2 separate regions of the Homo sapiens genome follow, and region 1 is linked to region 2. A link is a loop called in an ENCODE intact Hi-C map of the cell type or tissue named here. Cell type or tissue: heart left ventricle. All regions are shown on one strand. Links, peaks and the distances in the headings refer to the core of each region. The heading gives the core; the rest is flanking DNA.

Evidence for each region. A loop is a pair of places that touch in the nucleus more often than their neighbours do. Peaks named below come from ENCODE experiments on the same cell type or tissue, not always from the same donor. Only the 100,000 strongest peaks of a DNase experiment are listed, where the experiment ranks them.
Region 1: a loop joins it to region 2, with 5 times the contacts of the local background. A loop is called at or near these places in 11 of 110 quality-filtered maps.

Annotation. Positions count from the first base shown.
Region 1 is chr16:11,599,267-11,609,600 of GRCh38, reverse strand. It overlaps a transcript of LITAF not described here. Among named protein-coding and RNA genes, the nearest start is that of LITAF, 18 kb to the right of the region's middle. RefSeq lists enhancers at 350-399, 3,827-4,326, 5,776-6,368. In heart left ventricle, for the core only: no CTCF peak of the experiment used is centred there; a DNase peak (open chromatin) is centred at 6,064; H3K27ac peaks cover 1,515 bases.
Region 2 is chr16:11,646,813-11,657,146 of GRCh38, reverse strand. No RefSeq gene overlaps it. Among named protein-coding and RNA genes, the nearest start is that of SNN, 16 kb to the left of the region's middle. In heart left ventricle, for the core only: no CTCF peak of the experiment used is centred there; no DNase peak of the experiment used is centred there.

The DNA of each region.
Region 1 (10,334 bases), core at 1,316-9,315, 48 kb after region 2:
CCTTTATCCCTTTTTCTTTTTTCCAAGAGTGTTTTGGATACGTAATTTACATACCGGACAATTCACCCATTTAAAGCATACCATTCAGGCCGGGCACGGTGGCTCACGCCTGTAATTCCAGCGCTTTGGGAGGCCGAGACGGGTGGATCACTTGAGGTCAGGAGTTCAAGACCAGCCTGGCCAACATGGTGAAACCTCATCTCTACTAAAAATACAAAAAAATTAGCTGAGTGTGGTGGCAGGCGCCTGTAACCCCAGCTACTCAGGAGGCTGAGGCGGGAGAATCGCTTGAACTCAGGAGGTGGAGGTTGCAGTGAGCTGAGATCTCGCCACTGCACTCCAGCCTGGGCGACAGAGTGAGTGAGACTCCGTATTAAAAAAAAAAAAAAAAGTCTACTATTCAAAGGCTTTTAGTTTATAGAATTGTGCAACTGTCACCACTGTCAGTTTCAGAACATTTTTCTACAGCTTCAAAAGAAACCTCATCCCCTTTAGCCATCGCTGTCTAATTTCCTTGTTCCCCCAGCCCTAAAACCATGAATCCGCTTTCTGTCTCTGTGAATTTGCCTGTTCTGGACATTTCACATCAATGGAACTGTATACTCGGTGCGTTTTTTTTTGTTTGTTTGTTTTGTTTTTTTTGTGTGTGTGTGAGACAGAGTCTCACTCTGTCACCCAGGCTGGAGTGCAGCTCACTACAACCTCTGCCTCCTGAGTTCAAGAGATTCTCATGCCTCGGCCTCCCGAGTAGCTGAGACTAGAGACATGCGGCACCATGCCCAGCTAATTTTTGTATTTTTAGTAGAGACAGGGTTTCACCATGTTGGCCAGGCTGGTCTCGAACTCCTGATCTCAGATGATCCACCTGCCTCGGCCTCCCAAAGTGCTGGGATTATAGGCATGAGCCACTGCGCCTGGCCCCCTGTGGCATTTCACACCTGACTTCTCTCACTCAGTGTACTGTTTCCAAGGTTCATCCACGATGCAGCCCGTATCAGTGCTTTATTCTTTTCCATGGCTGAATAATGCTCCGTTGTATGGATAGACCGGATTTTGTTCATCCACTTGTCTGTCGACGGACATTTGGGGTGTTTCCACCATTTGTGTACAGTTTCCTATGGATTTTTAGGTTTTCAATTCTTGTGGGAGTTCCCAACTCTTAAGCAAGCTGCTCAAATTCCTGCCTACGGGCTTTTGCTCATGCTGGGATTTCCCTACCTGGGAACTCCCCTCCCCTTTCCCCACACCCGGTAGAATCCAACTTGTTCCCCATGATCCAGCTACGTCCCTTTCCTCACTGCTCCCCGTTCTTCTCACCATAACGAGGGACAGGCAGTCTTTCTGCACTCTATCCTTTATCCTGGGCTGTGCTTGCGGTGTGATCTTGGGCCACTCGCTCAGCTTCTCTGAACCCCAGTGGGGTTTATCTGTGACGCAAGGATCTAATTCTGATCCCATGGGGGTGCTAGGAGGATCGAGATGGCAAGAGCTCTGTGTCCTGGAAGCCTGGAAAGGGATGATGTACTGGGGCAGGCATTAGTTTATTTCTTCAGCCAGCTGTTTCTGCTAAGTGCCAGCTTCATGCCTGAGGGGGTTTACTGTTGTAAAACCATAATGATCCTGCCTTCAGGGAGCTGGGACAGGGGTTCTTAACTGGGAGGGAATTTGGTCCTAGGAGACAAATCTGGAGATGTCATCTGGAGACATCTTTGGATGCCATGATGTGGGGAGGAGTGCTACTGGTTTCTAGAAAGAGGTCAGGGATGTTGCCAAACCTTCCATGATGCACAGGCAAGCGCCCATAACAATGAATGACCTGGCCCCAAATACTAATAGTGCCAAGGTTGATGAACCCTGGTCTGGTGATGTTATGGTTGTTCATTCGTTTTTCATGTGTGCCTGTATTTATTAAATTTTTTTTTGCATTCACAACCCTTGCCTTTTTCCAAGATGGATTCGAGGTAACTTACAGAGATACCAACAAAACAACAGGATTTTTTTAATGAGGACGTTGAGGTAGAAAACAATAAGAAGGAAGGAACTTTTTTTTTTTTTCCCGAATGATACCCATATTAAAGCACACTACTTTCAGAAGTGGGACATACATTTGGCTCTGAGCTTCCTAGTGGCCAGAGCAAAAAGAGAACCAATTAATTTCAAGATTCTCACTGACCCAAAATTGAAAATAAATTAAGAGCTTAAGGGAAGTCCAGCCTTCTTGGGTGTGAAGGGCTTTTCTCCTACAGGCCCTTATACAGGGGCCAAGGCAATGTGCTGGAGGAGACAGCACTGTTCTCGACACAGCTCTGCAGGGAACATGATAGTGAGTATCACATTGCATCCTCTGATGCAGGCCTGTGATGCAAGGCTGAGGCCAGCTTGGCAAGGCAGCTATACATGGGGCACCTGCCCTGAGAGTGGGGGTTTTACTTTCCCAACTTTGGAACAGAAAACGTGGTCCACACTGTAGGCAGTTCAGAATAGCAGTGGAAGCTGGGGCTCTGGAGCCAAACTGCCTGGGGTGAGGATGTGGATTTACTCCCAAATGGTGGTGTGACCTTGGGCCATTCCTGAAAGCTCTCTGAACTCAGTTTCCTCATCCATAATATAGGACAGGAATAGCACTTCGCTCGTAAGGTTGTTGGAAGGATACAGTGAAGTAGGCCGGGCGCAGTGGCTCACGCTTGTAATCCCAGCACTCTGACCAGCTGAGGCAGGTGGATCACCTGAGGTCAGGAGTTCGAAACCACTCTGGTCAACATGGCAAAACCCCACCTCTACTAAAAATACACAAAAAAATTAGCTGGGCATGGTGGTGGGGGCCTGTAGTCCCAGCTACTCGGGAGGCTGAGGCAGGAAATTCGATTGAACCCGGGAGGCAGAGGTTGCAGTGAGCCGAGATCGTGCCACTGCACTCCAGCCTGGGCATGTTGTAGTTTTGTGGCTGCAGGCATACCTCAGAGATACTATGGTTTTGGTTCCAGACCACCACAATAAAGCAAAAATTGCAAGAAAGCAAGTCACAGAAATGTTTTGGTTTTCCAGTGCATATAAAATTAATATCAGCAGTAAGCCTGTTTCACTTTCTTATCATTCATGTGCGTACTTTTAATTTCCTTCAGGAACTTTTCTGGCCAGGCGAGGTGGCTCACATCTATAATCCCAGCACTTTGGGAGGCCGAGGCAGGTGGATCAGTTGCGATCAGGAGTTCGAGACCAGCCTGGGCAACATGGCAAAACCTCGTCTCTACAAAAAATACAAAAATTAACTGGGCATGGTGGTGCGTGCCTGTAGTCCCAGCTACTCGGGAGGCTGAGGTGGGCAGATGGCTTGAATCTGGGAGGTGGAGGTTGAAGTGAGCCGAGATCATGCCACTGCACTCCAGCCTGGGTGATACAGCCAGACCTTATCTCAAAAAATTAAAAAATAAAAATTAAAAAAAATCCAGGGGCAGAGGGAACCATGTGGGACGGATAGCATCAGACAGACCAGATGGTGAGTAGGGTGTAGAGGTCAGTGCCATCAGCCTATCATGCCTGTTCTGTGTCTGATAGCAATAGCCCACAATAAGTTTAACGAAAAAGGATCCCTCAACTAAATCAATGATCACATATCCTGTGTGTGCAACACTTTGAAGGAAGAATGGGGGCTCCCAGAAGATCAGGCTGTGCGCAGGCCGTGGGAGAGGTTGGTCTTGATCCTAAAGAGGCAGCTATTGATAAGTTTCCGTGGGAACAGTGGAACCTACCTCCTGGTGCGGTTGTGAGAGTGACATGTGTAGTGTGGGAAGCTCTCGGGGCTCTCACGGTAACTCTCTTGCTTCTCTTTCTCTTAGAGACAGGGTCTCACTCTGTTGCCCAGGCTAGAGTGCAGTGGTGCAATCATAGCTCACTGCAGCTTCGAACTCCTGGCCTCCAGCGATCCTCCTGCCTTGGCCTCCGTGCCCGGCTGGCTGCTGCTTTACTTTTTCTTGCTTCCTCCCCTCTTCTCACTCCTTGTCCCATCTCAATTCTTTTTCTTTTCATTTCTCTTTTTCCCTCCCTTCTTTCTCCTTTTCTTCCCTTCCTTCCTTGCGGCCCCTGCCTAGGAGTCTCCCTCCTGTGCGGCTCTGGGCTGTAAAGAGAGACACGGGGCTGGGAAGGGGTCCCCCACACTGTGAAGGGAGCCCAGGGCAGTGCTAGCTGTGCTCCTTTCCCTCTTCCCAGTCCTCCGGGAGGTGCACAGGATCCCGCCTGGGAGGAATCCTGGGCCTCGTGGGGGTTTCTGAAGACATAGCCAGACCTGCGTGGCATCCCCCCATTGAATACTAGGGGCCACATTCCCCACGGGGACACAGGCACTTGTCACAGCCCCACTGGTGAAGTCCACGGTGCGTAATTCAGCTCATCCTCCATCCAGAGCTGGCTGGGGGGATGCTGAGAGCTTGGGCTCCCTGTTTGCACAGTGGAGAGAGAGAGAGAGAGAGGAAAGGACACATTCCTGTTCCTGGGAGCCCTGAGGGCCTGCACACGGGTGAGGGACCCATTCAAGTGCCCCACGTCCAGCAGTGGTCCTGGCCGATTCCTGGAGTAGGCAAGGAAGTTCCGTTCTTTCCCGCATTGCTCCAACTTCCCGACACAGGAGAACAGATGTTTCACATCCAAAGATGACCGAGATGGCAGTGGCTTCATTACACTGAGCAGGCAGTTCCTTGAACAGGCGTGGGTGGGTCCCAGCCTCTTCAGGAAGCAGTTTGACGCAGCGTTTCAGGGGCCTGGAAATGTCTATACTTTTCTCGTCAGTAATCACACTTCTGGGAATTTGCCCAAAGGAAATAACCCTAAAAAAAAAAAAAGAAAAGAAAAGCCATGTGCCCAGCAATATCTATTGCAGTGACATTTTATAATAGGGAACCATCCAGGTGACACAACTGTGGCCACCACCTAGTAGATTCTTTTTTTTTTTTTTTTTTTTTTAAGAGAGACAGAGTCTTGCTGTGTTGCCCAGGCTGGTCTCGAACTCCTGGGCTCAAGCAATCCTCCTGCCTTGGCCTCCCAAAGTGCTGGGATTACAAGCGTGAGCCATCACACCTGGCCGAGAGATTCTTGATGATGGCATTTGTGCTCCTGGATCCAGCCATGCCTGAAGTCCTCACCATGGACTTTCCAACTATATGAGCAAATAAATTCCCTTTGCTATCTAAACAATATATTTATGATACAAAACTGTGCAATTAGTTGGGTCGTAATGAGGATTAAATGAACTAATGATATATGAAATACTTGCTTCACAGGGGCTCATGAGAGGTCAGCTCTCAGGAATTTCTTTCCCTTCAGTGAATGTAGTTCCAAGTTAAAATCCACCAAGCATATTCCACATTTTAGAGCAGGCATGAATGGGTTTGGTTGATTTAGAACAATAAGCACACAGAACTGAAATTTCACATCACCACCTACCCCTCCAGTGTCTCACTATGTTGCCTAAGCTGGTCTCAAACTCCTGGGCTCAAGCAATCCTCCTGCCTCAGCCTCCCAAAGTGCTGGAGTTACAGGCATGAGTCACCACGCCCAGCCTCTAGTGGAGTCTCGCTCTGTTGCCCAGGCTGGAGTGCAGTGGCGTGATCTTGGCTCACTGAAAGCTCCGCCTCCCAGGTTCATGCCATTCTCCTGCCTCAGCCTCCTGAGTAGCTGGGACTACAGGCGCCCGCCACCACGCCTGGGTAATTTTTTTTTGTATTTTTAGTAGAGATGGGGTTTCACTGTGTTAGCCAGGATGGTCTCGATCTCCCGACCTTGTGATCCGCCCGCCTCAGCCTCCCAAAGTGCTGGGATTACAGGCGTGAGCCCCTGCGCCCGGCCTCTAGTGGATTCTTAAATGTGCATTTATAAGAAGGAGTTCTGAGAGCTCTTTGTCAGCTAAGCTGGAAACACAATTGCATGCCTGCTGAGGTGGCCGGGTTGGGATGGGGGCTGCGGATTTTCCGAACCATTTCTGATACTGCCGCATTGCTCTGTCTGCTAGGAAACCTTGCCAGGCAGCTGTGTCCCCCAGGGCGTTTCCAGCCATTCCCAGGCTAAAACTGGAGCGCCTGTTCCATTTTGGAAAATGAAGACCGACATCTCAAGGCGTGTTTCCTTTTTGGATGTTCCCCTGGATTTCTGGAGGGGAAGAGAAGGGCGCGTGGAAGACAGCCAGGGAGGCCCTTGAAACCCCTCGGGAGGCAGAGCCCCTGGGGCAGGGATTTGGTCTTTTTCACCTCAAAAGCCTGCTGACAGCTCAAACAGCACCGCCCCCATCCTGGGGATGGAGGCAGGGAAGTTTATTTTTTCTAAAAGATTGTTAAAGGTCTTTATTTTATTGCAAAAGCAATACACGCTGATTGTTTAAAAAGAAACACACAAATAGTACAGAATTGTATAATATAAAGCTCCTGCCTGCAACCCCCTCCTCCTCTTCAGAGGGAGGCACCCTTTACTGTTTGTGTTCTTCCTTTTATTTTTAAATGTGTTCTATTTTATTTTCTAGATTGCCCAGGCTGGAATGCAGTGGTGTGATCACAGCTCGCTGCAGCCTCGGACTTCTGGGTTCAAGGGACCCTCTCACCTCAGCCTCCCGAGTAGCTGGGACTACAGGCATGGGCAACCATAATCTGCTAATTTTTTGTTATTTTTTTGTAGAGATGGGGTCTCGCTGGGTTGCCCAGGCTGGTCTGGGACTCCTGGCCTCGAGCAATCCTCCCACCTCGGCCTCTCAAAGCTCTGAGATTATAGGCGTGAGTCAGTCACTGAATCCCACCTGTGTCCTTTCTTTTAGATAGTTTCCATTTCAAGGCTTTCCAATTTTTTTTTTTTTTTTTTTTTGCAACAAGCCACAGTGAACAATAGATCTTACAACCTGGTACACACGGGCACTCGTATAGAAATAAAACACAAGTGTAACTCAACCATACTTGTGGCATGGAGTGCCCATCTGGAGTTGTGTAGTCTATTCCATTCCATTCAATTACATTTTGTTTACAAAGAAAGGTGGCTCGTCATAACCCAATCAAATGATTTCATGCCCCACTGCAGGTGTGACCTGCAGACAGACACCTGCTGTAGACAGTGACACACGAGGCCAGCTGTTCACGACTCCCTGTCCTACAGCTTGGGACTCACACTGAAGAATTTAGCAGCCTGCTTTCCATAACATTTCCATAACAGCCTGCGTAGGGCTCTTCCTTCCTCCTTAACAGTGGCAGAATATCTTATTATTTATATATTTTTGAGACGGGGTCTCATTCTATCACCCAGGCTGGAGTGCAGTGGTGCGATCTCAGCTCACTGTAACCTCCGCCTCCCGGGCTCAAGCAATTCTTGACTCAGCCTCCCAAGTAGCTGGGACTACAGGCATGTGTCACCACACCCAGCTAATTTTTTGTATTTTTGGTAGAGACAGGGTTTCACTATGTTGGCTGGTCTCGAACTCCTGAGCTCAGGCAATCCGTCCGCCTCGGCCTCCCCAAAAGTTCTGAGATGACAGGCATGAGCCACTGCACCCGGCCCCATTGGGCAGAGTTATCTTATTGAGTGGTTTTTCTGGAGGTATTTGTTCAACTCCTTCTGGAGTCATTTGCATTGTTTCCACGCTGGGGCTATCACTATTGAGGTCATGTGGGACATCCCATCCAGGCACAGGAGCAAGAACATCCCATCTAGGCACAGGAACAAGCACATCCATGTGGTAGATTCCCAGGGTGGAATTCTGGACTACAAAGCCACAGGCCAGGCAGGGTGGCTCACATCTGTAATCCCGACAACATGGGAGGCCTAGGCAGGCGGATTACTTGAGCCCAGGAATTTGAGACCAGTCTGGGCAACATGGTAAAACCCCGTCTCTACAAAAAATGCAAAAATTAGCCGGGTGCCTGTAGTCTCAGCTGCTGGGGAGGCTGAGGCAGGGGAGGATTGATTGAGCCCAGGAAGTGGAGGCTGCAGTGAGCTGTGATCACACCACCGCACTCCAGCCTGAGCGACAGAGCGAGACCCTGTCTCAAAAAAGTTAATAAATAAACAAAAGCGGCTCCTACTGTGTTTCCTTGTAGGAACCAGTCACGATTTTTAAGAAAATACTATGGTTTTATAAAGAGGATATTCTTGGTTCAGAAAGAGTTTGGGTCAAGTAGCTAACCTTACCCTGGTTCTGTGTGGCCAAGAGAGAGAAGAAAATTGGAGAGCCCCCTTCCCTCTGGGATTTCCCAAATATTTCCTCTACATTTCAGGGTCTAATTGTGGTAGCCCCATGAAGGTGTTCAGGGTGGAGGAGGGAGGCCAGTGGAATGGGGTTGGGTGGGGGAATGACCTCTGTCACAGAAGGGTGGGGAGGTGGGAAGGGGAGGCGGTTTTATTTGTCTGATTTGTGGAAACCCTCCAGACATTAAGGCCTCCGAGTGACATTCCCAGGATGGGGTCTGGAGGGCCGCCTGTGTGTGTGGAGGCAGGTGCAAAAGGAGGAGTGAGGGTGGGGGGATGGAGAATCAGGATTCTCCCCATTCCATTCCTGTCCATACTACCCTCTCTTTATTCACTTTTTCATGTGCCGGTGATGCGGGATTTTTCTTCTTGGTCACTTTCCAAACCAGGGACCCCCAGTAGGCGACACCCTGCCCAGGCCTCACTCAGCCACACTGACATGCCCCGGTTTGCCTGTATTATAGCTTGTATCCATGTTTGGCAGTTCCCGAGCTCTTGTACCATGCCCGAGAAGAATGAGGATATGCGGGACATTGGAGGAGGAGGGTGGGGAAGAATTTTATTGAGTAATGAAAACGGCTTTCAGCGGAGAGGGGACACAGGGTTGGTGCCCCTACCTGAAGGCAGGGAAGTTCTCCCCCTGTGGTTGGGTCTGGGGTCTCTTATGGACTCAGAATGGGGAGTGTGGGCTGACTGGTTTGTGAGTATTGCAAAAAGGTTAAAATGAAGACACCACTCAAAGGTGGGCATGACGGTGTAGAAAACCAATTAGGAAAAGGTAGGTATATGTCAAATAGGTGAAGGGTGGGGGCCAGCTAGAGGAAAGCATGCCAAACGGGAAGACAAGCTCCCAATCCAGTCCGAGAATTTAACTTCTAGCTTGGCTTTTGGGTTTTAAACTGTCTCCCACTTGGAGGTGGGGTTGCGCTGGGGACCCGGCCCATCTGCCTAGGCATTTGGCTGCCTCCTGCCACTCTCACAGGCCTATGCCAGGCATCTGGGACACAGCAGTGACTAACACACAAGCTTTATCCTCCCAGCAGGGACCCTCTAGCTGGGAAGACAGACGTGGAATAACAACCATGATGTAGTTATTTAGGAGGTGACAAATGTGGCCGAATGCAGTGGCTGGCACATGTAATCCCAGTGCTTGAGGCCAGGAGTTCCAGACCAGCCTGGGCAACACAGAGAGATCCCATCTCTACAAAAATAAAAAATACAAAAACAAGCTGGGCATGGTGGCTGGTGTCTGTAGTCCCAGCTACTCGGGAGGCCGAGGTGGTAGGATTGCTTGAGCCTAGGAGTTTGAGGCTGCCGTGAACTATATGATCACGCCACTGCACTCCAGCCTGGGAGACAGAGTGAGACCTGTCTCTAAATATAAAAAATTAAAAAATTAAAAAGGAGATGGTAGTGCAACAGAAAAAGGTGACAGGGTGGGAGTGTTTCATGAGGGTCGGGAAGGGGAGGATAACCTCAGATAGAGTGGTCAGTGGTGTTTGAGCACAGGTTTGAAGGAAGGAGCAGGCCACATAGATACCTGGGATGCCTGCAGTCCAGGCAGGAGGAGCAGCCGTGCAAAGGTCCTGAGGCAGGACAGTTCTGAAACAGCTGGGAGGAGGCCCCTGTGGCTGGAGTGGAGTGAGCAGAGTGGAAGATGTTTTGGAGGTGAGGGGCAGAGAAGAGACGAGGCTTAGGGTAACACAGGGCTCTAGAGTTCTCAGGAAGGGCTCTGCCGCCTCTCTGGGCTTTGGGGAGACTGAGTCCAGAGCTCAGGTAGGGGGTGGTTTGTGTCATGAGTCCATTTGCTTGGCTAGGACCATTTTCTTATCACGAAGCTGTGGCTACAGCAAACAGATCAAAACTGTGATTCTGGAAACACATGAGTTCCAGCCCAGGGCTCACTCATGGGCCTTGCAGGGTTTTGTTTTGGGTGGAAGGGGAGCTTAAAGTCAATAGCAACACCATCATCATAATAGCTGAAAGACTCATACCTATAATCCTAGCACTTTGGCAGTCCGAGGTGGGTGGATCATCTGAGGTCAGGAGTTCGAGACCAGCTTGGCCAACATGGTGAAACCCCGTCTCTACTAAAAATACAAAAGTTAGCCGGGCATGGTGAT
Region 2 (10,334 bases), core at 854-8,853:
TCTACTAAAAATACAAAAATTAGCCAGGTGTGGTGGCAGGGGCTCGTAATCCGAGATACTCGGGAGGCCGAGGCAGGAGAATTGCTTGAACCTGGGAGGCGGAGGTTGCAACGAGCTGAGATGGTGCCTGCACTCCAGCCTGGGCGACAGAGTGAGACTCCGTCTCAAGAAAAATTCTAGCCCCCGTAGCGCTGACCTTCTAGCGGTGGAAGCCGTCAGCATAGGAACATGTAAGTTAATTAATACGTTGTGTAATGTAGTTTCAGAGAGGGACAACTCGTGGGTGGGGCTGGGACGTCAATAGAGAAGGGGCCAGGGTGGGATCCCCTGAGGACGTAGAGCTGAGGCCTAAAGTACACCAAGAAGCCACTCATGGAAAGAGCATTCCTGGGGCCCAGAGCAAGAGGCTCACACCTGTAATCCCAGCACTTTAGGAGACTGAGGCAGGAGTATTGCTTGAGGCCAAGAGTTTGAGACTAGCCTGGGCAATATAGGGAGACCACCCCCACACCCTATCCCTCCAAAAAAAAAGAAAGAAAGAAAAAACTAGCCAAGCATGATAGTGTGTGCCTGTAGTCCCAGCACACAATCCCAGCACTACCAGTCCTTGGGAGGCTGAGGTGGGAGGATCTCTTGAGCCCAGGAAGTCAAGGCTACAGTGAGCTATAACTGCACCACTGCACTCCATCCTGGGTAACAGAGTGAAATCCCATCTCATTAAAAGAAAAAAAAAAAGGCCAGGTGTAGTGGCCCACGCTTGTATTCCCAGCACTTTGGGAGGCTGAGGCGGGTGGATCACTTGAGGTCAGGAGTTAGAGACCATCCTGGCCAACATAGTGAAACCACATCTCTACTAAAAATACAAAAATTAGCTGGGCGTGGTGGCTTGTATCTGTAATCCCAGCTACTCGGGCGGCTGAGGCAAGAGAATTGCTTGAACCTGGGAGGTAGAGGTTGTCGTGAGCCGAGATTGCGGCACTGTACTTCAGCCTGGGTGACAGAGCAAGACTCCGTCTCAAAATAAATAAATAAAGAAAAGAAAAAAATAGGGAAAGAACATTCCTGGAGGAGGGAGGAGCCAGTGCAAAGGCTTGAGGTGGAACATAGAGGGCTAGGGTGGCTGGGAGGGTGAGAAGATGGGGTTGGAGGGTGTGGGCCAGGCCTGGAAGGTGAGTGACATTGGGGAGTGTGACCCTGGGGAGGCATGGAGGGTTTCAAGCAGGGGTGGTGTGTTCACCTCCCCTCGCCTGTCAGACTCTTCTCTCTGCAGCCTGGAAAACCCCTCACAGGCAGTTCCCGGTCTCTCGGGGTCTTTCCATGGTCTCTGCCTCTCCCAGCCCCAAGACAGGTACTCTTTGAGCTGGAATTTCCCCCAGGGGAGTGTGAGCAGGATCTGTGGCCAGTGGGGGATACGAATACTCACCTCCCTTAAGGCCACGGACCTCCTACTCTGCTCCAGGCATGGACCACCTACCACGCGCCAGGTCTTGTGCTGGGGGCACCGGAAGCCTGGGCCCCTCTGCCCCTCACAGCCCACCCGTCGGAGGCAGGATTCACGGTCCATTTCACAGACTGGGAGACCCAGACTCAGAGTCACTGACTCAGGACTACCTGGCTCGGAAGGCAGGAGGCAGGATTTGAACCCAGCTGCATCTGACCCCAAAGGCCTGTGAGATCTCATTCGAGCCTCACAACACCTCTGTGAAGATTGGGGCTGTGGATTCACTTGCCCCTTTCCTACCTGCCCCCTTCGGTAAATGGCACTGTCAGCTCCTTGGTCGCTGAGCCGGATACCCCAGAGCCATTCTCAATCTTTTTTTTTTTTTTTTTGAGACAGAGTCTTGCTCTGTCACCAGGCTGAAGTATAGTGGCACCATCTCAGCTCACTGCAACCTCCGCCTCCCAGGCTCAAGCGATTCTCCTGCCTGAGCCTCCCGAGTAGCTGGTACTACAGGCATGCACCACCACGCCCAGCTAATTTTTGTATTTTAGGTAGAGATGGGGTTTCACCATTTTGGCCAGGAAGGTATTGATCTCTTGACCTCATGATCCACCTGCCTCGGCCTCCCAAAGTGCTGGGATTACAGGCATGAGCCACCGTGCCCAGTTTTTTTTTGCTTTTGTTTTTGTTTTTTTTTAAGACACAGTCTCACATTGTTGCCCAGACTGTAGTGCAGCGGTGAGCTCTCAGCTCGCTGAAACCTCCATTTCCTGGGTTCCAGAGATCCTCCCACTTCAGCCTCCTGCCTCCTGCGTAGCTGGGACTACAGGCGTGGCCGCTATGCCTGGCTATTTTTGTTATTATTAGTAGAGATGGGGTTTCACCATGTTGGCCAGGCTGGTCTCAAACTCCTGACTTCAACTGATCCACCCGACTTGGCCTCCAAAAGTGCTAGGATTACAGGCGTGAACCACAGCGCCCGGCCGACACCAGAGCCATTCTTGATTCCTCTCTTCTGCTGCCCTCTATTCCGGGGCTGTCAATGGCCTGCCAGTCACTCAATGGCCCTCGATGGGCCCCGCAGCAACTTTAACACTGGCCATGTAGGCTGTAATCATTTTTCCCTCCCTCAGGACAGAAAAGAAGGAAATTAAACTGTGGCAGGTTATCACTGATCTAGAGAAAGCCACACTGAGGTCTGTGGGCACCTTTCTCTAAAGACATACTTCACGTGGTTGCAGTAACTAAACGCTCCTGGAAGCCGGGCCAGCTGGCAGCTCACGGGTGCCTTAAAGAATATTATGGGAACTGCCTGTTGGTCCCACCCCAGGGGAGCAGTGGGCAGATGGTGCCCCCATGGCCCACACCTTTGGCCATAAGAGAAATCATAAGAAGGCTGAGGGGGCTGGGTGCAGTGGCTCACCCCTGTAATCCCAGCCCTTTGGGAGGCTAAGGCAGGGGGATCTCTTGAGGTCAGGAGTTTGGGACCAGCCTGGGCAATATAACCAGACCCTGTCTCTGCCAAAAAAATAATAAGAAAATTATCCAGCCATGGTGGTACCTTTAGTCCCAGCTCTTGGAGAGGCTGAGACTGGAGGATTGCTTTAGCCTAAGAGGTTGAGGCAAAAAAGAGAGAGAAAGAGAGGTCAGAATTACCACCCACCTACCCACATTGAAGCCGTATCCTACTTTGGGGTAATATTCTAAAATTGCAGTAATGGGCCAGGCACGGTGGCTCATGCCTATAATCCTAGCACTCTGGGAGGCCAAGGTGGGAGGACTGCTTGAGCTCAGGAGTTTGAGACCAGCCTGAGCAACACAGTGAGACTTTGTCTCTACAAAAAATACAAAAAACAAAACAAAACAAAAAACCCACAAAAATTAGCCAGGTGTGGTGGCATATGCCTGTAGTCCCAGCTATTTGGGAGGCTGAGGCCAGAGGCTCACTTGAGCCCAGGAGATCGAGGCTGCAGTGAGCTATCATCATGCCGCTGCACTCCAGCCTGGGTGACAGAGGGAAACCTTGTCTCAAAAATAAAATAAAATCGCAGTGATGGATACACAAGTCCGCAGATACACTAAAAACCACTGCTGTGTACGGTTTACATGGGTGAATTCTATGTGAATTATAACTAAATAAATCTGTTAAAAATAAGCAAACCCCCCAGGTTCCCTGTATCTTCCCCCAGGGAGGGAGTCTGAATCTGTTCAGATAAACACAAAGTTTAAAAAAAAAATCATAAAAACACCCTAATATTTCCTAACAGCAAGAATCGGAACTAACATTTATTTAGTGCTTTTGACATGCTGGGCCCTGTTCTATGTTTCAAGTCCTGTAACTCTCACCACAACCCTGTCAGGCAGAGATTGTTATTCCTCCATTTAACAGGTGGGGAAACTGAGGCACACAGTGGGAACGTGAGTTGCCAAAGGTCACACTACACACTGCAGAGTTTGAACCAGGCAGGTTGGCTCTAAAACCTTCACTCCTGGCTGGGCGTGGTGGCTCACGCCTGTAACCCAGCACTTTGGGAGGCTGAGGCAGGCAGATCACCTGAGGTCAGGAGTTCCAGACCAGCCTGGCCAACATGGTGAAACCCTGTCTCTACTAAAAATACAAAAATTAGCTGGGCGTGGTGGCGGGCACCTGTAATCCTGGCTACTTGGGAGGATGAGGCAAGAGGATCACTTGAATGCAGGAAGTGAAGGTTGCAGTGAGCCAAGATCACATACTGCTGCACTCCAGCCTGGGTGACAGAGCGAGACTTTGCCTCAAAATAAAAAACCAAAAAACATAATCAACAAGTGATACCACCCTGGGGTGGACCACCACCATATTCTCACACCTGTGAGCTGCTGGCTGGCCCAGTTTCCAGACATATTCTATTTACTGTGATCATGGGAAGTGTATCTTATTTTATTTTTCTTTCTTTTCTTTTAGTGACAGAGTCTTACTCTGTTGCCCAGGCTGGAGTGCAGTGGTGAGATCACAGCTCACTGCAGCCTCGAACTCCTGGGCTCAAGTGATCCTCCTGCCTCAGCCTCCCCAGTAGATGGGACGACAGGTGTACACTGCCACACCCGGTTTGAGAGCGATCTTTTCTTTTTGTTAATTTTTTTTTTAATTTTTATTTTTTGTAGAGACAGGGTCTCACTAAGTTGCCCAGGCTGTTCTTGAACTCCTGGCCTCAAGAGATCCTCCTGCCTCAGCCTCCCAAAGGGCTGGGATTACAGGCATGAACCTCTGTGATGAAGTATATGTGATCCTCCCGCATTGGCCTCCCACAGTGCTGGGATTACAGGCATGAGCCACTGAGCCGGGCCTGAAGCGTGTCTTTTTTTTTTTTTTTTTTTTTTTGAGATGGAGTCTTGCTCTGTCACCCAGGCTGGAGTGCAGTGGCGCGATCTCGGCTCACTGCAACCCCTGCCTCCCGGGTTCAAGTAATTCTCTGCCTCAGCCTCCCGAATAGCTGGGATTACAGGTGCCCATCACCTCGCCTGGCTAATTTTTTCTATTTTTAGTAGAGATGGGGTTTCACCATCTTGGCCAGGCTGATCTTGAACTCCTGAACTCGTGATCCACCCTCCTCGGCCTCCCAAAGTGCTGGGAATACAGGTGTGAGCCAACGCGCCCGGCCGAAGTGTGTCTTTTGAGAAATGTGTAACCTTCTCTGGACAACCTTTTTTCAGCTGTACCTCACCCACTTCCTCATCTGCCCCCTGCTGAATCATTCTATTTCAGGTCTCCGGCATTGTATCATTTGATATGATTCATTAATATCGTCTAAAAATGCCATATCTCCTCCATTGTTTCCTAAATATATTTTTATGGTTCATTGGGTCAAGTCAAGAGACAAAGTCCAAATGTCACATTTGGTTGCTACATCTCTTAGAGCCCCTTTGGTCTATAACGGTTCTCTCCTTTGTATTTCCTGGCCCGTTAATTGTTAGAGAAAGTGCAGAATCGTCACTCATAATCACTAATTTGCTGCCCCTGACATGGCCTCCAGCAGAAAGGCCTCCAGCCTGGGCCTTCTGGTGAGCCTGAGGATCCCACGTTATTGGGTAATTATCTTGAAAGAAACAAAATTAGGCCTGGGTAGAGAAGGGAGTCACACCGTTGTTGGTGGCAGCTAAATATACTCATTTGTCCATTTTGTCACAAGCCCTGTCAATTCCACTTTCAAAGTGTATCTGGCATCTGTCTGCATCTCTCTTGCAGGAAGCAGATTCGGGGAGGCGAGGGAGGAGGCAGGAAGACCAGGGAGGAGGCTCCTACAGTGTGGGCAAGAGCTGATGATGGCCTGAGCTGGGGCTGGGGCTTTGGGGAGGAAGGAATGGGGACAGGTTCCAGGAATCTTCTGGAGGTAGAATTGTCAGGTGCTTTGAGAGCTGGGTCCTTTCTCGCTGGGAGAAGCAGCCTTCTTACCCCTAGTTCATCGGCTCAGATGCCTCCTCCCAGCTCCCAGCTGTAGCTGTGGGGATGACACAAACACAAAATGAGGGCGACTCACTTCTCAGCAAGGGCCACCAGCACCCCATGCTCACCCTCCTGGGAAGCATGAGCCAACAAGAGGGAGGCAATGGGGAGCCACAAGGGCGCAGTACCAGAAGCAGCCGCTTCGCAGGTGCATGAACTCGGCAGTTGGATACCGTTCTGAGCCTCAGTTTCCCCACCTGGGAAGTGGGAATGCTCGTTCCCACCTGGCTGAGCATTTTCAAGAATTAAATGGCGATCCCTATTATTAAGGGGTGGCCTTGACGAAGAGAGCCTAGGTGGCCCCAGGCAGGTCAGGAGGAGGTGAGATGTGGCTGGCAGAGAGCCTGGGTGTCATGAAAGCTTGATCAGCAACTAACCCAGATACGGGGCCGAGGCCAGGCACAGTGGCTCAGGCCTGTAATCTCAGCACTTTGGGAGACCGAGGTGGGTGGATCACCTGAGGTCAGGAGTTCCAGACCAGCCTGGCCAGCATGGTGAAACCCAGTCTATACTAAAAATACAAAACCTAGCCAGGCATGGTGGCGGGTGCCTGTAATCCCAACTACTTGGGAGGCTGAGGCAGGAGAATCCTTTGAACCCGGTGGAGGTTGCAGTGAGCTGAGATCGCGCCACTGCCTTCCAGCCTGGGTGACAGAGCAAGATTCCGTCTCAGAAAAAAAAAAAAAAGATATGGGGCCAAGCACATCCCAGCTGGCCTCTGATCCCACTGGTGTCAGCCTCTGAAAGCCCTGATTATAGGCACTGTGTACTAACAAGGCGGTAAGATTGGTGGTGTGTGTGTGTGTGTGTGTGTGTGTGTGTGTGTGTGTGTGCGCGCGCGCGCGCGCTGTCCATGGTTCTGAACCACACCCCTTTATCCCCACCATTCCCGAGTTTCTGTCAAGCCTCTGGACCTTTCCTTTCCTTTCCTTTCTTTTCTTTTTCTTTTTCTTTTCTTCTTCTTTTTTTTTTTTTTTTTTGGAGATAAGAGTCTCGCTCTGTTGCCCAAGCTGGAGTAAAGTGGGGCCATCTTGGCTCACTAAAGCCTCCGTTTCCCAGGTTCAAGCGATTCTAGTACCTCAGCCTCTCGAGTTGCTAGGACTACAAGCATGCACCACCACACACCACACCTGGCTAATTTTTGTATTTTTAGTAGAGATGGGGTTTTGCCATGTTGCCCAGGCTAGTCTTGAACTCCTGAGCTCATGCAATCCGCCCAACTCAGCCTCCCAAAGTGCCGGCATTACAGGCATGAGCCCCCGTGCCCGGCTTATTTTCCTTTTCTTTTAAATTTTTATTTGTAAATTTCTTTTTGAGACAGGGTCTTATTCTGTTGCCCAGGCTAGAGTGCAGTAGTGAGATCACAGGTCACTGCAGCCTCAGCTTCGTAGGCTCAAGCAATCCTCCCCGCATCAGCCTCCCAAATAGCTGGGACTACAGGTGTGCACCACTACACCTGGCTAAGTTAATTTTTTTTTTTCATGGAGACAGGATCTTGCTATGTTGCTCAGGCTGGTTACAAGCTCCTGTCCTCAAGTAATCCTCCCACCTCGGCCTCCCAAAGCACTAGGATGGCCGGCATGAGCTACGACAGTTGGCCTCCTTTGTTTTCCTATTCTACTTTTATGTGAAATCACCTACGTTAGTGAAGAGGAAGCTCAGAAGATGGTTAAGGCCTTGGACTCTAGGGTCAGACTTCCCGAATGCAAATATTGGCTGAGCCACCCACCAGCTTCATGATCCTGGGCAATTTTCTTAGTAATCTCCCTGTGACTCAGTTTCCTCATGTATAAAAGAAGCATAATCACGTGCCCTCCTAATAGGCATGTTATGAGGATTAAATGAGGTTAAGCATAATATTCCTAGGGGTGAGTTAATACTTGTAAAGGGCCGGGTGTGATGACTCATGCCTGTAATCCCAGGACTTTGGGAGGCTGAGGTGGATGGATCACTTGAGGCCAGGAGTTCAAGACCAGCCCGTGCAACATGGTGAAACCCTATCTCTACTAAAAGTACAAAAATTAGCTGGGTGTGGTGGCTCACCTGTAATCCCAGCTACTCAGAGGTTGAGGTAGGAGAATTACTTGAACCTGGGGGGCAGAGGTTGCAGTGAGCCGAGATCATGCCACTGCACTCCAGCCTAGGAAACAGAGTGAGACTCCGTCTCAAACAAACAAACAATCAAAAAACTTGTAAAGCACTCAGAATCATAGTCAGTACAGGAACGTCTTTGCATGATGTCCTTCACCTTCGAAGGGACCTCAATAGTCTCTGAGAGTTTCTTTGTTTTATTTTATTTTTTCTTTTCTTTTTCTTTTTTTTTTTTGAGGCTGAGTCTCGTTCGGTTGCCCAGGCTGGAGTGCAGTGGCATGATCTTGGCTCACTGCAACCTCCGCCTCCCGGTTTCAAGTGATTGTCCTGCCTCAGCCTCCTGAGAACTGGGATTACAGGTATGCACCACCATGCCCAGCTAATTTTGGTATTTTCAGTAGAGACGGGGTTTCACCATGTTGGTCAGGCTGGTCTTGAACTCCTGACCTTGTGATTTGCCTGCCTCGGCCTCCAAAGTGCTGGGATTACAGGTGTGAGCAACTGCACCCGGCCTTTTTTTTTTCTTTTTTTTTTTTTTTTTTTTTTTTTATGACAGAGTCTTGCTCTGTCTCCCAGGCTGGAGTGCAGTGGTGTGATTTCAGCTCACTGCAACCTCTGCCTCCCAGGTTCAAGCGATTCTCTTGTCTCAGCCTCCCGAGTAGCTGGGACTACAGGTGCACCACCACACTCAGCTAATTTTTGTATTTTTTAGTAGAGATGAGTTTTCACCAAATTGGCAAGGCTGGTCTCAGACTCCTAACCTCAGGTGATCCGCCTACCTCGGCCTCCCAGAGTGCTGGGATTACAGGTGTGAGCCACCAGGCCCGGCATATATCTCCTTTTTTCTAACATAGAAAATCTGGGTTTCTAACAACATTAACACAATTTCTTCCTTCCTTCCTTCCTTCCTTCCTTCATTCCTTCATTCCTGTCTTTCTTTCTCTCTTTTTGAGTCAAGGTCTGGTTGTATCACCCATGCTGGAGTGCAGTGGCATAATCTTGGCTCACTGCAACCTCTACCTCCTGGGCTCAAGCCATCCTTCCACCTCAGCCTCCTAAGTAGCTGGGACTACAGGCATGCACCACCAAGCCTGGCTAGTTTTTGTATTTTTTAATAGAGACAAGGTTTCGCCAGTTTGAGGAGGTCTCAAACTCGTGAGCTCAAACGATACACCCGCCTTGGCCTCCCAAAGTTCTGAGATTACAGGTGTGAGCCCCCGTGCTCGGCCAATTTCTTATTTTCTTTATCCTATATTACAAAGATAATCATTTCTTTTTAAAAATTTACAAAGAAAAGAGGTTTAAAAGTTCAAGATTGGGACCAGGCGTGGTGGCTCATGCCTGTAATCCTAGCACTCTGGGATGCCGAGGCAGGCGGATCTTTTGAGGTCAGGAGTTCGAAACCAGCCTGGCCAACATGGTGAAACCCCATCTCTACTAAAAATACAAAAAATTAGCTGAGTGTGGAGGCAGGCGCCTGTAATCCTAGCTACCTGGGAGGCTGAGGCAGGAGAATTGCTTGAACCCAGGAGGCAGAAGTTGCAGTGAGCCAAGATGGTGCCATCGCACTCCAGCCTGGGTGACAAAGCAAGACTCCATCTCGAAAAAAGAAAAAAAAAATAGTTGAAGATTGGGCAGCTGGATTTGGTGAGGGCCTTGGGCCGTGTCCACTCATGGTGGATAGCAAAGAGGGAGCAGGCATGTGCAGAGATCATGTGGTGAGAGAGGAAGCAAGAGATGGCAAAAACCTGACAGCTTCACTGTCAGAATGCTAATATAATCACTACCTATAAGATAACTGAGTACAGGTGAGGATTTCAATGTAGTTCTGTTTCATGGTGGTTCTTTTGTCCTTAGGGTAAAACCCACTAGAGATATATAATATCTGGTATAATACAATCAAAGTGCTATTTTTTTTTTTTTTTTTTGAGACAGAGTTTCGCTCTGTTATCCAGGCTGGAGTACAGTGGCACAATCTCGGCTCACTGCAACCTCTGCCTCCTGGGTTCAAGCAATTCTCCTGCGTCAGCCTCCTGGGTAGCTAGGATTACATATGTGTGCCACCACTCCCAGCTCATTTTTTATTATTAGTAGATAGAGACAGGGTTTCACCATGTTGGCCAGGCTGGTCTCGAACTCTTGGCCTCCCAAAGTGCTGGGATTATAGGCATGAACCACTGTGCCCTGCTCAAAATGCTTTTTTTTTTTTTTTTTTGAGATGGTGTCTCGCTCTGTTGCCCAGGCTGGAGTGCAGTGGCACAATCTCGGCTCACTGCAACCTCTGCCTCCTGGGTTCAAGCAATTCTCATGCATCAGCCTCCC